Linked DNA regions of Homo sapiens: region 2 is linked to region 1. The links are chromatin loops, found by intact Hi-C in ENCODE. Cell type or tissue: Calu3. All regions are shown on one strand. Region 1 overlaps WDR7 (WD repeat domain 7). Region 2 overlaps WDR7 (WD repeat domain 7).

Region 1 (8,000 bases):
ACTAATTACTTGGAAAAAATATCATTTTTTAAAGCCATAAGATAATTCATTTATTGGAAATTTTGTGAGGAGCTTGAGAAAAATTAACTTTCAAGGATTTTCTTTAGAATATGACATCTAAGTAAAACAAAGAACTCAACTCCTCAGTCTTATTAGCCACATATGGCTAATGGCTATCACACTGGAGAGTACAGACACAGAATATTTTTATCATCACAGAAAGTCCTAATGAATAATGTTGCTTTAGAAGACACAGTTAAATTCATGCTGAAAACATTATAAAATTAGCCATGGTATTCTCACCATTTTTTTTTTTTTTCAAAAAACCATACACACATATACTCCTGAGAGTTATATCTAAAAGGTGGCATCTTTTTCTCCTTTAAGAGTCAAACCAAAATTACTGTAGATAATTCAATTTTTTTCTGTTAAATACCAAATCAGAGCCAATATAAAAAAACATAAATTATTCTTCCCTGAAATATAATCAATTTACAAGAAACCGGAACAAAAACAAGGCTACAAAACTAACATTTTTCTCCATCCCCCTCTCCCTTGGTCTATTATTAACTGTGATAATTGCAAATAAGTTAAAAAGAATTTCCTAAACCAAACATCCAATTAATATTCCCTATAGAACTTCCAACTATTTAATAACTTTTTTTGAATTAAAGCACAACCATGCTTCTTCTGAATTTATAAGAATGCCCAATTTTTTTTATTGGAGTAGGGTCTATTAACTGCTGCAAAATTGCGACGACTCTATACACACACACACACACACACACACACACACACACACACACACACACTTGCCTTCCATGAGGTCTTTCTTCTGAGGAAACTTACCTTTAAAAAATAAATTTATATTTTTTTCAAAGATGTACTTGCATGTTCAACTGATACCACTTAAACAATAAAATAAAAGCTTATGGGTTTAAACTTTGGCTTATAAATCTGAGACCTGAACTAACAATTTTATAGAAGCACCAATTTGGATTGGCTGAGAAGGTGGGCAAGGAAATGTCAATTTTGCCTCAACTGGAGTGCTGCACACAGGCAGCAATGATATCAATGAGCAGCAATGTGGTATGTTTATCATGAGATAATCACACCCCTAGAGGTTTAGAAGCACTCAGCTGAACCTTATGCCTCACAACACACTTGGGGTGTCATTATCTCATGATAACCATACTCCCTGTCAAGCCTTATTGCTTAATTAGGGGTTACGAAGGTGATAAGACTAAAAGAAATCGGATGAACAGTACCTAAGATGAATGATACCTTAATCAACTTAAATCTGGTGGCTGAAGGAGGCGTGATGAACAGACACAATGAGTTACATGTTATTTTTAGAGAAATTTGTTAATAATAAATGAGGAGAAACCCAGTCTGCATTCCCAGATTATTTGAATTACATTTTCCAGGAGACATGATATTTATGATTAATAATTTAAATTGTGTTTTCACACAGTATGTAAAATGTTCAAGAAATTAATGATAACATGAAATTTAACTTTGACCTAAGATATCCAGCTTATGCATGACAGTGATTCATCATAATCCAAGCATAGGATTTAAGTATTAAGTCTGCAAGGGAACTGATCAATAACACCTACACCATGTACGATTTTAACAAAGTAACCTGAAACCAGAGACAAAAAATAACGTGATATACTCTTTACTATTTTTTTCTCTATTACACCTTAAAATAATCAAGCACAAAAGAAAAAAAATCATAGCACCAAAATGCTTTAAAAGGTTATGCCCAAATACGTAACTTTAGTTCTTTTGTTCTATTTTTATAAACAACTGCCATATTTGTGGACAAAATATAGCTTCAGATATGGTGCACTTGAAGCTGCTTTCCAATTCACTGTGAAACATCAATTATCTTTATCAAATAACAGTATCCTCATCTCAGTCCATTATCAAGATGGAGTCTTATTTTAGCTGGACTGCAGCCCTATCTGTATATCAGGGCTGGCCGCGGTGGCAGAGCGTGAGTGAAAGGCTGTGAGATAATCAATAATCATCATCAAATTGTGGTCGAAAGGTTGTGAGGATGGAAGTTTTTGATGAAACCTCACCTTTTTTTTTTTTTTTTTTTTTTTTTTGGTACAGATGATAAGGCTTAACCTTTGCAATACCTGATGATTATGTCTCAGTTAGAGGAATCCTTGTGTACACTTTCAAGTGGTTCTGAATGTCCAAAGACACACTGAAATACTTAGGCTTAAGTGGAACACAAACCTCATGCTATCAAAAACCATCAGGTGGAAGCGCTCAAAACAATTGTGAACATGGTTATTGTAAACTTGATCCGCAACTCAGACACAGGGAATTCAAACCCTGACTTACTATGGCTGTTAAATCCCTGTGAGTAAAGGTCAGCTCTGGAAGAACAATGTTTGCATAACAATAGGTAAAACACACCCTGTGGTTTTCCCAAAGGTTACTGAACTGTTGCCTAAGCCTATGGACCTTGATTTTAAAAAAGGCCTCTGCTTGAGACTTACAGGGTTTAATGGCATCTACTCTCATCCTGTGTCCTAAAATGTCATGAATTTGGCATGAAAAATGATGAGGAGATTCAATTTTTTAATTCAATAGAACAACACTAATTTGGAGGGATGAGAAGTGGAATGCCTTTTATTTTTATTTTTTTTTTATTTTCCCCCGTCATTGGGTTCTGTTTACATCAAGTGGACATAAACTGAAAGTAAATCAGCTGAGAAGCAGCTAGATTAAAATTAGGGACAACTTTGTTGTCTGGGGTTCTGTACAGATCTGTCATCCAGAGGCAGCCCACTAAGGCTATACTATATACCACCCCACCCTCTGAAGCCACACTTCTGAAAGCTTTAATTTAAAAATCCTTATTTTATAGTGGTTTGACATTTTTAAAAGCATACATTTAGAAAACTATGTATCCTTCAAACATAAAACCTATCAAAGTATGATAAAACATGAAAACTAAATCCATAAACCAGAACAAAGGAATTATCATTTCAAAATGTCAAAGTGTTGGTAGTTTGATAATACCACAGTTTAAAAGCAAGATCCTTTTCTTAAATTGCAAAATTCACTGATATAAATGGTCAAAATTTTAAACATCTTAAAGTGGTGAGCTACTAATCATTGAACATATCGCTATCAGTATTACAGTAGATGTTTTGGAAACAGACCCTAGTTCAGGGAAATCATGAAGTTGAATATGTATACACACACACACACACACACACACACACACACACACACACACACACACACAAAGAAGCTGAAATTAGCTCTATTATAATTTCCAAAGTCTGAATTTATTTAAAGTAGGTTTGTTAAAGAAAATTTTGTTCTAATGAAAACACTCTAAACAACTTCAGTAAAAAGCAACCAATTATATTAACCTAATTTGTGACCTATCTTTCCTATAAAAATGTCCAACACAAATTTAGAGTAATTGCCCCTTTTTGAGCTATATTGCCTTTCCTATAGTAACAGCAGTTAATATACATGAAAATATTTAAACTCTCTTTAAGAAACATGTACATTTTATTCACTCTACCAACAGAAAAAGCCTGTTTCTTAGGATCTCTGAGCTCCTTTTGACATGCTATAATTTCCATCAATACTTAGTGTACAATACCTGTTAATGCTAATTGTGGATTAGGAAATATATCAGAAATAATTAAAAATTAATAAAATATATAAAACCTCCAATATAAAACAATATAAAACAAAAATACATGCTCAAGGAGACCCATTTTCCACTGATTAAAGCTTCAATTAAAAAAATATTTCAAGGTAACTAAGAGGAAAGATTTTACTTGATTTTGTGTACTTGATATAGAGAAGTTAAAATGTATCTTGGAAGACATTTTGAGAATGGCAAATTAGAAACATACTAATCAAATACAATCAGAAACTTCAACTTCCCCCACCTCCTCCCCATTCACTATAACAAATATATACCACAGTAACAAATCATAGCATAATCCTTGTGATATATTTTAAAATTTGGTTTTGAAAATACATGTTATAGCAACATGTCAAGCCTAATGTTAATGCAAAATATTCTTTTCCTTAGCCTATTATTTTAAAAGTATAATATTTATATTAATCATGCTAAATTTCATGTTGACAATATATGCAAAGCTAGCACTGGCTTTTTTAAGACAATAAAAATTTAGCAGTGTGTGGAATCTTGCTATAGAAGTAGCTATTAAAAGTACACAGGACAGAATCCTAAAATTGCTGCAACACTTTACCCCACATACAATAAATGTTCTCCAGAAACACTGTGGTGTTCTAAGGCTGAATCAGTTGGCTCCCAGAGCTGAGTAGCAATAAGATAGTATGTTTTATTATGAGTGTCATGGAGATGGTGTGAAAAATCAAGAGCCACAGGCAGTCGGCAGCAATGGGTCAATAATGCTCCCAGAGACATTGTGTAGATAATCAACAACAAGGCCCGAGGTTCTCTCGGCACTGCACACAGCTGAAGGGCAAATCAATACAGCCAGGGAAGGGCACTGCCCTGCTCCACTTCCCACAGTACGCTATGGCTGCTGTAGGAAAACCGCCCCCAAAATGAAAATAAAGGAAACTGGTTGTGCAACTAACAATCACAAATTCATCCTTCAAAGAGGCTTCCAAAAAATCCAAACACAATTCAATATAAAGTCTGCCCAAAAATGAACCCAGGGGAAGGTTTCATTTAAAAAGTGCTGCATAAATAGGGATTAAGACATAATGACTTAAATATAAAAAAGGGCAAACATGGTCTTATGAAGTATTCTAGTTTATAATATTAAAATCAAAGTTTAACCAAGTTTTTTTGTGAGTAAAACATTCCAGTTTGGGAGATTTTACTTTGTTAACTTTGGTGTCTAGTATTGCTAGTGCTCAAACAGATCATGCTCATGTTTATCATTAGAAGGGTAAATAAGAACTAAAACTATGCTACATTTTAGAAAGTGTGAATTATATTTGAATAACTTTGTTTCCAAAAAAGGAACATAACATTTAAATGTATTCTATTGGTTCTGAGGACATTTTGCCAACAGTTTTTGTAACTGACACTTTGCTAAATATATGATGCTAATATTTCATACATTTCAGTAAAAATTTATGGGTAGGAATATGTTGATTTATTATTTCTCAAGAGAAAGGTGATTCATCACATCCATCATTCTGTTAATCATTGGGTGTTATTTCTAAGTTACTATGTAAAGCCATCTTTCATGAAACATGAAGAAAAGGTGCTGGAAGAAAATAGGACAGTGAAAATTTTTAAGGTTTATTTCTTATTTTTCACAATTAAAATTTCTTCTTTTTTTCAAACGGATAAAATAGTATCTTTAAGCATTAGGACGTGTCCTAGCTCAAGACTGTGATAACTGTAAACATTCCTCAAATATGTCATAGGAAGAAGTGTAATATGTTTCTATTGTTACAATATTTAAAAGAAATGAAAAAAGAAAAAACTGCAATTGTGTAAAATGGCATGTAAGTGAATTTAGGAAACAAATCACTGATCCCTTATAGCATTTTAATTGTATTTTAAAGGAATATTATCTGTTTATTCTAGTGATAAGAGACTATCTTGTTTCCCTTTTTCACTGACAATTATTTACAGCTATTGAGGATAACAGTTCTATATTGTTTAGTAAGATGCTACCATAAGAATGCTCCAAAATTATACTTATTCTGGGGACACATTTTTTGACTAGTAAGAATATGAATCAAAAAATAATTTCTTTGTTGATGGTTATGTTTTACTGTTAGGAAACTGACAGGGAGTTTATTTCTCTCTCTCTCTCTCTCTCTCTCTCTGTGTGTGTGTGTGTTTATTGAAATATGATGTCTATAAAGTAAACCTAGACTTTAACTAGGAGAGAAACTGAGTATAAATTGTCCACTCTGGACTCTACATTTATGACTGGTAGGCTGGTGCAATATAGTTAGAAGCAGGTTTCCATTTTTGAAAAGTTATATTATCTAGTCACCATGACAACAAAACTGAGTACTATAGCAAGCCACAGAAAAATTACTGCCTTGAAAATAGGAAAGGTGGCTTCTTAAAGTAGTTTGAAGCTTTGTAAATATTTACTTCATGAAAACGCCACTTTTACTAACAATCTAAAGGTATTTAGTAAAAAATAGGAACCTTTTCATTATCAAATAAGACGGTTCAGACTCAGATGCTGCTAACAATGACAAGTCCGAAATGAAAAGCAAGAGTATACACAGTCTTTAAAAAGCAATTCTCCTCTGGGACCCCTTGTTGTCCCTTCACACCTACCTATTATTAGATAATTTGTGTTGACCTATTTAATTTTAGACCTTCCACCTCTTTGTCAAATCTGGTTGAGATCAGCTTGCCTAAATCCTGCTGTTGTCCTGCAGCTGAGGAGTGTGTGACATGACAGCTGGTTGATTTGCCTATTTTTCTCTTATTGGCTGAGGAAACTGCCAAGGCAGTGAAATACTCCAAGACAGACATAGATTTTAGATGCTTCCTCATTTTGAAAACTAGGAACATTTCTACATGTTTAGAGAGCATCTGCTGAACCTCAGACACTACACATTATCATGGTGCTTTATTTTCACCTAACATGAGCAGAAGTTAAGAATAATTTAGAATGTACTCCTATGGACATAATGCTAGCAGATTAAAAACCCCTCAATTCTAATTGTGTTTAGAGGCTTTGGTATTTGGTGGGATTTTTTTAAGTCCCATAACCACATGATCAATCCAGGTGATTTAAAATCAATGCCAAACCCAGACAAAGGCTGTAGTAAACAGCTCTCTATCTGCTTCATGGAAAAAGGTGAAAAATTAGAAAAGAAGCTCTTCTTTCAGTGAGATGCCTAAACCATGTGAAAATAGCTCAAGCTCATGAGCCTTCTTGTATTTCCTTGACGAAAATTTTCCTTGATGAAAATTCCAAAACTGAATCTACACCCCTCACCAAAAATGAAGAAAAAGCCTCTAACAATTGTGGGAGTCAATTCTGATACCTTTGCTAATATGAAAAGGAAGCCTTTGTTGTGAAACGAATAATGCTCCCTCCTTGGCAAAACAGATATGCTCATTAATCCTGTAAGCATAATTTCTTTTAAGAATATTCAGAAGCTGGGTGCCTTTGAAATCCACCAAATTTTAAAGTAATGTGTGTCCTTGAAACCCCTGGACAAGTGGCCCTATTTAAAGTCAGATACGGGCTTTTGGCACAAACCTAGGATTTCAGGTTTGTCTCAATGGTCCCTTCATTACTTTCATCAGCACAGACCTTAATGCCCCTTGGATTTTGGGGGTTAACATTAAATTGATATTAAAACGGTTCAGAATAATAGTGTTAACACTGATCAGTATACAATGTGCGGAGTATTTTTTTCATGGCATATCCAAAATCATATCTTTCACATCTCTTGTTAAACCCTTCCCTATCACTGAGGGTTTTACCTTGGTAAACCATGGGTCAGTTGTTCTCCTGTAGTAGTGAAATATCCTACAGCACATGTAACAACAGACATCTTAAAAAGCAAAACTCTCTTCTATCTCTTCTCTTACTTTTCAAGCTAAGCAGGTCTCAACTGGCCTGCCTTCCTACTTAGTCCACTGCTGCCAGGCCTTTACCTCACTACTGCACAGAGCTTGCTTTTGTAAAGTCACCAGTGACCTTCTGTTGCCAAATCTGATGGACTTCTCATAATTTTTATCTTACTTGACCTTTTGGCAGCATTTCTTCCATGAGACACTCCTCTTTGAGTATCTATGGCACCACCACATTCTGACTTTTCTCATGCCTTCAAACCATCCACTCTCCCATTGTTGCCAGATGCATCTCTCCATCTTATCTCTAAACACTGAAGTTTTTCAGGGCTTTGTCCCAGCCCTATTTTCTTCTCACTCTACATTTATCTGTTGCCATAGCTCTAAATACATCAACAAGCCAATGATATCTAAATTTTTATGTCGAGCACAGACATGTCTGTGC
Region 2 (8,000 bases), 83 kb after region 1:
GACTGGGCATGGTGGCTCATGCCTGTAATCCCAGCACTTTGGGAGGCCAAGGTGGGTGGATCACCTGAGGTCAGGAGTTCAAGACCAGCCTGGCCAACATGGTGAAATCCTGTCTCTACTAGAAATACAAATTAGCTGGCTGTGGTGGCACATGTCTGTAATCCCAGCTACTCAGGAGGCTGAGGCAGAAGAATCACTTGAAGCTGGCAGGTGGAGGTTGCTGTGAGCCAAGATCATGCCATTGCATTCCAGCCTGGGCAACAAGAGTGAAATTCCATCTCAAAAAAAAAAAAAAAAGAAGGAAAGAAAGAAAGAAAAAGAAAAAAGAAGCATATAAGCCTTGCTGTACCCATCATCCAGCTTCAACAACTTTGAACCAGTGGCTAATCTTGTTTCATCCACACTCTCATTTGCTTCCCCCTCTTTAATGCCCTCTCTTGTCTCTTTCATGCCTTTTTTCTTTCCTTCACTTATTTACATCTGTCTCTTCCAATCATAATTCAAATGTCTCCTAAATCGCTTAATCTACAGTTTGCCCCTACCCCTTTTCTTGAAGAAATCAGTTCTTTTATCCCATAGAGTCTCCTCAAATCTGGATCCTGCTGAGTATATTCCTATGACAATATTTAAAGTGTTTTCTAGCCTTTGTAGTTCCTATAAACTGGTTGAACAGATTCAGTTTGAATTTTTAACGATTTCTTAGATCTGCTATGTACTTCCATCAGAAGCGTACAATGCCTGGCTCTCTCTTACGGTGATATTAGGAGTGATTGCCCAGGTCCATTAATACATTAGGGGTGGCAAAATGATTATATTCCATCATTCCTTCTTCATTTATTGGCTACAATATTGTTATAAAGAAGAATTTCCTTTCATCAACCATTTGATTATGCTGAGGTACATGTGTATAAAATGTACTAATTTTCAAAATAAGTTAATTCCCTAGCATCATTCAAAAATGACACTGAGGTTTATGTGATTTTTTTTCCCCGAGTACCACTTTGAACTCTTCAATGAATCAAAGTAAATTTGATAGGTTCCTATTTCAATCCACTACAGTTAGTATTGTCTTTTTATTTTGCTTATAATATTTGAAAGAAATATAAATAGATAAATCGCTCCTGGATTCTCAGTCACTGTAAGTGGAGGTGTTTTCACATTAAATTACATTTCTTTTAGCACCTGTATAATTTCATATGATATATATATATATATATAGTTTCATAATAAATATAAATAAAATTTCATGTAGTTACTGCTACTAAATATAAAAGATTTTCCTTGAATTGTAAGTTCTCAGGGTACATTTGTAACTCTTAATCCTCTAGAATAAAAGTAGTCAGAAGCTAAGCAGAAATCCTTATCAATATCTTCTGAAAATTGTCTATAATCACACCAGGCACAGTGGCTCATGCCTGTAATCCCAGCACTTTGGGAGGCTGAGGTGGGCAGATCACTTGAGGCCAGGAGCTCAAGACCAGCCTGGCCAACATGGAGAAACCCCGTCTCTACTAAAAATACAGAAACTAGCTGGGTGTGGTGGTGCAAAACTGTAGTCCCAGCTACTCGGGAGGCTGAGGCATGAGAATCTCTTGAACCCAGGAGGTGGAGGTTGGGGTGAGCCAAGATGGTGCCACTGCACTCTAAACTGGATGACAGAGCAAGACTATCTCAAAACAGAATAAAACAAAATAAACAAACAGAAATTGTCTATAATCATAAAGGGAAATAATACAGTCTACAAGTTCCTTATTGTTTCAGGTAAGATACTCCTTAAATTTTAGGTTTAATTGTCTTCACCAAAGTCCTACCTTTTTCATACTCTCTAAGCCACACTTACCTTTCAATCTGTGAGACTATCTATCTACTTTCTTCTTATGTTTGTAACGGCTTCGGGTCAATTTTTTGCCTGGAGAACATTTGCCCTAATAAGTAGCTGCGTCATTCCTTCCATGGTTCTCTCACTGTTTTATATAACAATTTGTTAATGTTCTCTAGTTCATCTGGAGATGACCACACCACAAAGATTCTGGCATTTTCAGGGAAGAAGCTCAAAAAAAAGGGTTAATTGAAGGTGAGTTTCCTAAGCAAGATAATGTATTCAAACATGAGCTTACACATAGTCACTTAATAATCCTAAATAAGAGCAAAAGACTCTGCACATGGATTCTTTCTTTCTGTCAGGAAGAAAGTGCATTCTTTATCTTGGTTTCCACATGTGGAAAGCAGGAATGGCTGCCACTCTCCACTCTGCACAGGGGCAATAATTGTAAAAACCTAATAATGTCACATAAAAAATCATGAGTATCTTGAAATCAAAAGGCTACAAAAAACATATTGTTGCCCCAAAAGTTAGGCTATTATTGTTAGCAAGTTTAGAGGTAATTAAGCTTAAATGCAGAACACTTCTAATTAAAAACTATACTAATAGCTGAGGTTTTGAAAAATACACTGCATTAAAAATTATTATGAGGCCAGGCACAGTAGCTCACACCTGTAATCCCAGCACTTTGGGAGGATGAGACAGGCGGATCACCTGAGGTCAGGAGTTAGAGACCAGCCTGGCTAACATGGTGAAACCTCGTCTCTATTAAAAATACAAAAATTAGCTGGGCATAGTGGCAGGTGCCTGTAATCCCAGCTACTCGGGAGGCTGAGGCAGGAGAATCACTCGAACCCAGGAGGCAGAGGTTGCAGTGAGCTGAGATCGCGCCACTGCACTCCATCCTGGGCAACTGAGAAAGACTCCATCTCAAAAAAAAAAAAATTATTTTGAGCATTCTCATATTTAAGATAAAAGAGTTCTGCAAATTTATCAATCCATCAACTTTAAACAATGCATTAACTAAACACTGCATTAACCGCACTTTAAAGGTTAAGCTGTGAGTCAGGAAATAAAAAATTCTCTGAATAGCACATTGTAATTTAGCTAGATTTTGAACCATGGAAGGTGGAATCAAACGAGGTCACAACCAAATTTTTAAAATAACTTCATTTCTGGATAACAGAACAAAATGATTGCTTATCACCAGTGAGATGGCAAGGAATCTACTTGTGGTCCATAGTAATTTTCTTGAATCTGACAGAACACCAAATCCAACTTCCATTGAAAATGGAAAAATGGCTGGGTGTGGTGGCTCACATCTGTAATCCCAGCACTTTGGGAGGCCGAGGAGTGCGCATCACTTGAGGTCAGGAGTTCAAGACCAGCCTGGCCAACATGGTGAAACCCTGTCTCTACTAAAAATACAAAAATTAGCCAGGCATGGTGGCACATGCCTGTAATCCCAGCTACTCGGGAGGCTGAGGCAGAAGAATCACTTGAACCCAGGTGGCGGAGGCTGCAGTGAGTCGAGATCACGTCACTGCATTCCAGCCTGGGTGACAGGGCAAGACTCCTTCTCAAAGTAAATAAATAAATAAATAAATAATAAAAATAAAATGAAAAACAAATATACCAATTGGCTACTGTTTTATTAATGGATACTTACTATCCACAGCTCAACTCTCAAAACAACAAGTGAATTTTACCACCAGAATGAAGATTATTAAAAATAATACCGAACTAATTACAACTTCATTCATGGAATTAAAAGACCTCAGTGAAACACCATCTTTAGAAAATATCAGAAAATAAAGGCAGACCAATAAAAGATGCAAAACCTCAACGGTTGATGAGGTACTCTCTAGTATGTTTTTAGGCAAGGTTGCTATTAAGTATAAAACAAAAGCAAGTAACTACCACCCAAGGCATTAATACACAATGCTGCCAACGGGCAATCACCTTGATATTTAAGTCAGAAAGGCCAATATTTATTTCAGAAAGGTTCTGAAATAAGAACCTACTGGGTGGTGTGTCAGGAGGGCAACCACGTAAGCAAGTTTGAAAGAACCTGCAAAAATTCACACATTCCTAGACATAAAACGCATTTTTGAGAGAATGAAAAAATCTGTTAACCAAAACACTTTCTATCGATACAGTGATGAGAGTCACACCTTCCTTATGCTGCTGCAGTAAAAGACTGAGTCATAAGTCACTCATTACCTTTTACTTCCCTTAACATCATACTTGTCTGTCTTTTGTCCAGTTGTTAATTTGAGCTCTGGTTTATATAATTTGCTTTAAAAAGCTGGTGCACTTCCAAATCCTAGCACAGTTGAAAATTTACTATTAGGATGAGCCATGTGAAATAGCCAATATTTGACCATCTTTGACCCTCAAAAATGGCAATTTCATATGACACAAGTTAATATTTGATACAATAGTCCTTAATACCACTACACCTGCAACACAGGCATTCAGACAGAAAAATCACAGAGTTTCCATCTGTGTTTACCTGGATGTCTGTCTGTACATGATTTAAGGGAGGTACTAAATAAGACAATAACATTTCAATCTTTGTCTAGCATTTAAAAAATATAGCTTTTAAATAAGCACATTATATAATTATATATACATGTCCCTATATAAATGTCCACAAAGGCAAACTCTACTTTGTAGTTACCAAAATTAACTTGATTGACAAAAGATAGGCTCAGCACTATGATTTCTGGGCAATGAAAACAGCTTGAATGACACACTGCATATAACTATGTAATATTGCTATACTTTAGAAGTAGCCACATCAATATTTTAGGACTTGTGTTATTGCCCAGAACTCTTCTCTTCCCAGAAGCAGAGTGGCCTGTTCAACTCAAGCCAACTGCTATATGCAGTTCCGGAGGTCACAGAACTGACACTGGTGACATTCTGAGCAGACTGCTTTGTGATGTGATGGTCAGTCAGACAAAGTAGAATTTTAAATGAGCTTGAGCTTAACAAGCCTGAAACTCTTCTGTAGCACTTAAAAGTCTGAAGAATTCTCCACTTGCCAATAGTAGTATTCGCCCTTCAAACCATGAACACAAAGACACTAGTAAATCCTCTGCTTGCCATTTTTATTCTTTCTTTACTCCCAGAATGCTGTCCCAGTGAACTGACAACCGCAGCTAAAATGGATGGCACTCCAACATTTTACAACATACAATGCAACTAGGTTGCCTTTTCTATTTTGGAGAAAATACATTGTAATGACCACTGGGACTGAGGATAAGAGATTATAGGGACCATTTCTTCAGTCTGATAAAGCACCTAGTAGCAGGCTCAGAAATCCATAGCAATTAAAAGGCAAATAAAAGTTAAATATAGAATTTGTACATCTATTGTACATTATAATCAAAGATGTGATCTTGTTAACAGATCATTAATTATTCCTTATCACTAACATCCTTGTGAAGTACTAGGTAAGCGATGGGACATTACTAGGCCATTGAAATGCAAATTTGGGGACAACAGTTGCCAACCATCATTTATTTATCTGTAAATGCAAAATGGAGTTAGTTGTGCTTACTCTACAGAGGTAGAATTCATTTTTTGAGGCATGGCCTGGTTTTCAAACCTACCCCATGACTATACTGCCTAGAGATCTACCCAGCTATGATAAGAGTACTTCCCAGAAAGCAACAAAATAGAGAACAATTTCTGGATTGTCCTTTCAAAACTTAAGACAATGACATTATAATAACTATTTATAGAGAATATAATTAGCATTATTATTTTTAAAAATTTTCAAAGACACGGTCTTGCTATGCCCACACTGGTGTTAAACTCCTGGCCTCAAGCAATCCTTCGGCCTTAGCCTCCCCAAGTGCTGGGATTACAGGCATGAGCCATCATGCCTAGCCCATGATTAGCATTATAAAGAACCAAGCAGATAATAAAATTTTAGTGATGTGAAAGTTTTGATTTATGAGACTGTATTTAGAATTATAACAGTAAATTATTCCTTCTAGAACAGTTAGCAATGTATAGTATCTCAGCTCTAAATTCATTGTTTACCTACTGCTTTGCAATACTGGAGCTGGACTCTGGAAACATGTCCTTTGCCAGCTGGCAGAATGTTAAGCTTCATTGATAGAGGTCAATGGAGAGATCCGGCAAGGGGAAAAACACTTCCCTCCCCAAGCTGCTGTGGATGGCCTAACCCTTGGAAAATGGCAGGCTGTGTCTATAGACCAGCTTGGACCAGCCCATCAGCTCTAGCCCCCATCCCTGAAGAAACTTCCAGATTAGCAACAAGCTGCCTCCACTCACAGGCAGCGGTAGGCCACTTTGGCAAATTTCATTATCTACAAGCCCGATGTTCCCCTAGGAATCACTGACTCTTTAAAGAAGTCTAATCTTAGCCTTGGAGGAGGGCCTCTCCCAGTCCTGAGTCACTTTACTATCCACTCTTCCGCACCCTAGACGAGGTAGTAGCTGATATTTTGCACATAGTATCTCTGGACCCCTGAGTCTCTTTTTACCTCTTTTAGTAGTTAATCATTTTCTGCTAGTGAGAAGCTCTTTGTATTAAACTTCCACTGTTTAGGTAACTGATGTGGTTTCTATTTCCTGACTGATTTACCTCCCTTCCTCTCCATCTCCCTTCAAGAATGAATGGGAACCAACTTTACACTACCTAAAGTAACCGCTTTTACTTCTCTGGCTTGGAGACTACTACATAGCTTTAATAGTATTCTAGAAAATTCTACCTTCTCTTTTCTTTACAAAATCATGAAGTAGTACAATTCAGTTACTATAAAAGTTCTCCAAAGTGTCCAGCCCGTCTACTCTATAGATGACAAGATAAAATTTCTGATAACAGTGAAAATTTACTAAAATGCCTAAATCAAAATGCCATTAACAATTTTATATATATATATATATATATATATATACACACACACACACACACATATATATATGTGTCCAGTGAGCTTAATTCAGAGATCACTTATTAATCATGATGTACTCTTATTTGCTTAAAGGAGAAAATCTACAGGTTTGGAGCATAAATCAGACAGTCATCACCTAGGCACACATAAATAATGCAAAACTTTAAAGCACATATTGAATTCTTAGGGATTATTTCTAAAGTTACTTGTTTATCAATGTGTCAGCACTTTGTCAATGGAAATATAAAACTCCTTTATTCTTAAAGCTTATATGATGATCAGAAATCGTTAACACAAAAAGCATTTATTTCTTACACATTAGATATAGTCAAGATTAGTTTCAGGCTTGTACAGTCTAGAATGATTTTTTTTTAAAACAATAAAATACAAAACTAAAGGTAACAAATGAAAAGTATGTTGTACTGGGATCTAATTCCCATGGGTAGCTTTCCTTAGTGTGGGCTCAAGGAAAATACCAATTAATTGCAATGGGCATGTGCAGAAGAAAAACACTCTGAAAAGGTAAAACAAAAGATGCCTTAAAATTTTCAGGAATTTAGGCAATACCTTAGAAACACATTATTGTGTCTTTAATATAAGAATTTTTAAAACTTTGAGGACAGCATGGAAGATTTTTCTTTTTTTCTCCTATGACTAGCAACAAACAAAATTCAGAATATGACTTACTCTAATATTTTGTTTCAACTTTATTTCATGTAATATAGTGGGGAAAAATATACCTATTTAAAATAATGAATTAGAGGTAAGAAGCATCATGGCTTAATGGACATGGATAAAGTTGAATGTGAAAAATATACTCTCTATTCCAAGACCTACCTAATAACACAATGATATATGCTAAAAATCTCTAATTATTATGCTTCTATTTTTAAATCTATAAATAAAACTGTACCAAACTTTCTACCCATGGGTTGTATAGCACCCTCGAAAACTGGAAAGGGAGAAATATTGGGGAAGGAATAGAAACATTAAATTGCTATTCTTAATTCTTAACATAATCAGCTACTTTGAAATATAGTATTACTTATACTACTATAAAATATAAATCTATCTTTATTCTGCTACCTAGGAAGAACCGCTTTTTAAGAACTATTTTGAAATAATTTTTGGCTTCCAGAAAACTTGCATAAATACAGAGATTTCACAGAATTCTTCACTCAGATTCTTCTAAGGTCAACTTACATAACCATTGTATGATTATCAAAATTAGTATTGGTAGAATC

Evidence for each region. Peaks named below come from ENCODE experiments on the same cell type or tissue, not always from the same donor. Only the 100,000 strongest peaks of a DNase experiment are listed, where the experiment ranks them.
Region 2: it touches region 1 in a loop (4-fold over the local background); 1 of 110 quality-filtered maps calls a loop at or near these places.

What each region holds. Positions count from the first base shown.
Region 1 is chr18:56,981,403-56,989,402 of GRCh38, reverse strand. All of the region lies in intron 26 of WDR7 (WD repeat domain 7), which reads right to left. Among named protein-coding and RNA genes, the nearest start is that of WDR7-OT1, 55 kb to the left of the region's middle. RefSeq lists an enhancer at 1,882-2,731. In Calu3, no CTCF peak of the experiment used is centred here; a DNase peak (open chromatin) is centred at 4,492.
Region 2 is chr18:56,898,842-56,906,841 of GRCh38, reverse strand. All of the region lies in intron 21 of WDR7 (WD repeat domain 7), which reads right to left. Among named protein-coding and RNA genes, the nearest start is that of WDR7-OT1, 140 kb to the left of the region's middle. In Calu3, no CTCF peak of the experiment used is centred here; a DNase peak (open chromatin) is centred at 3,341.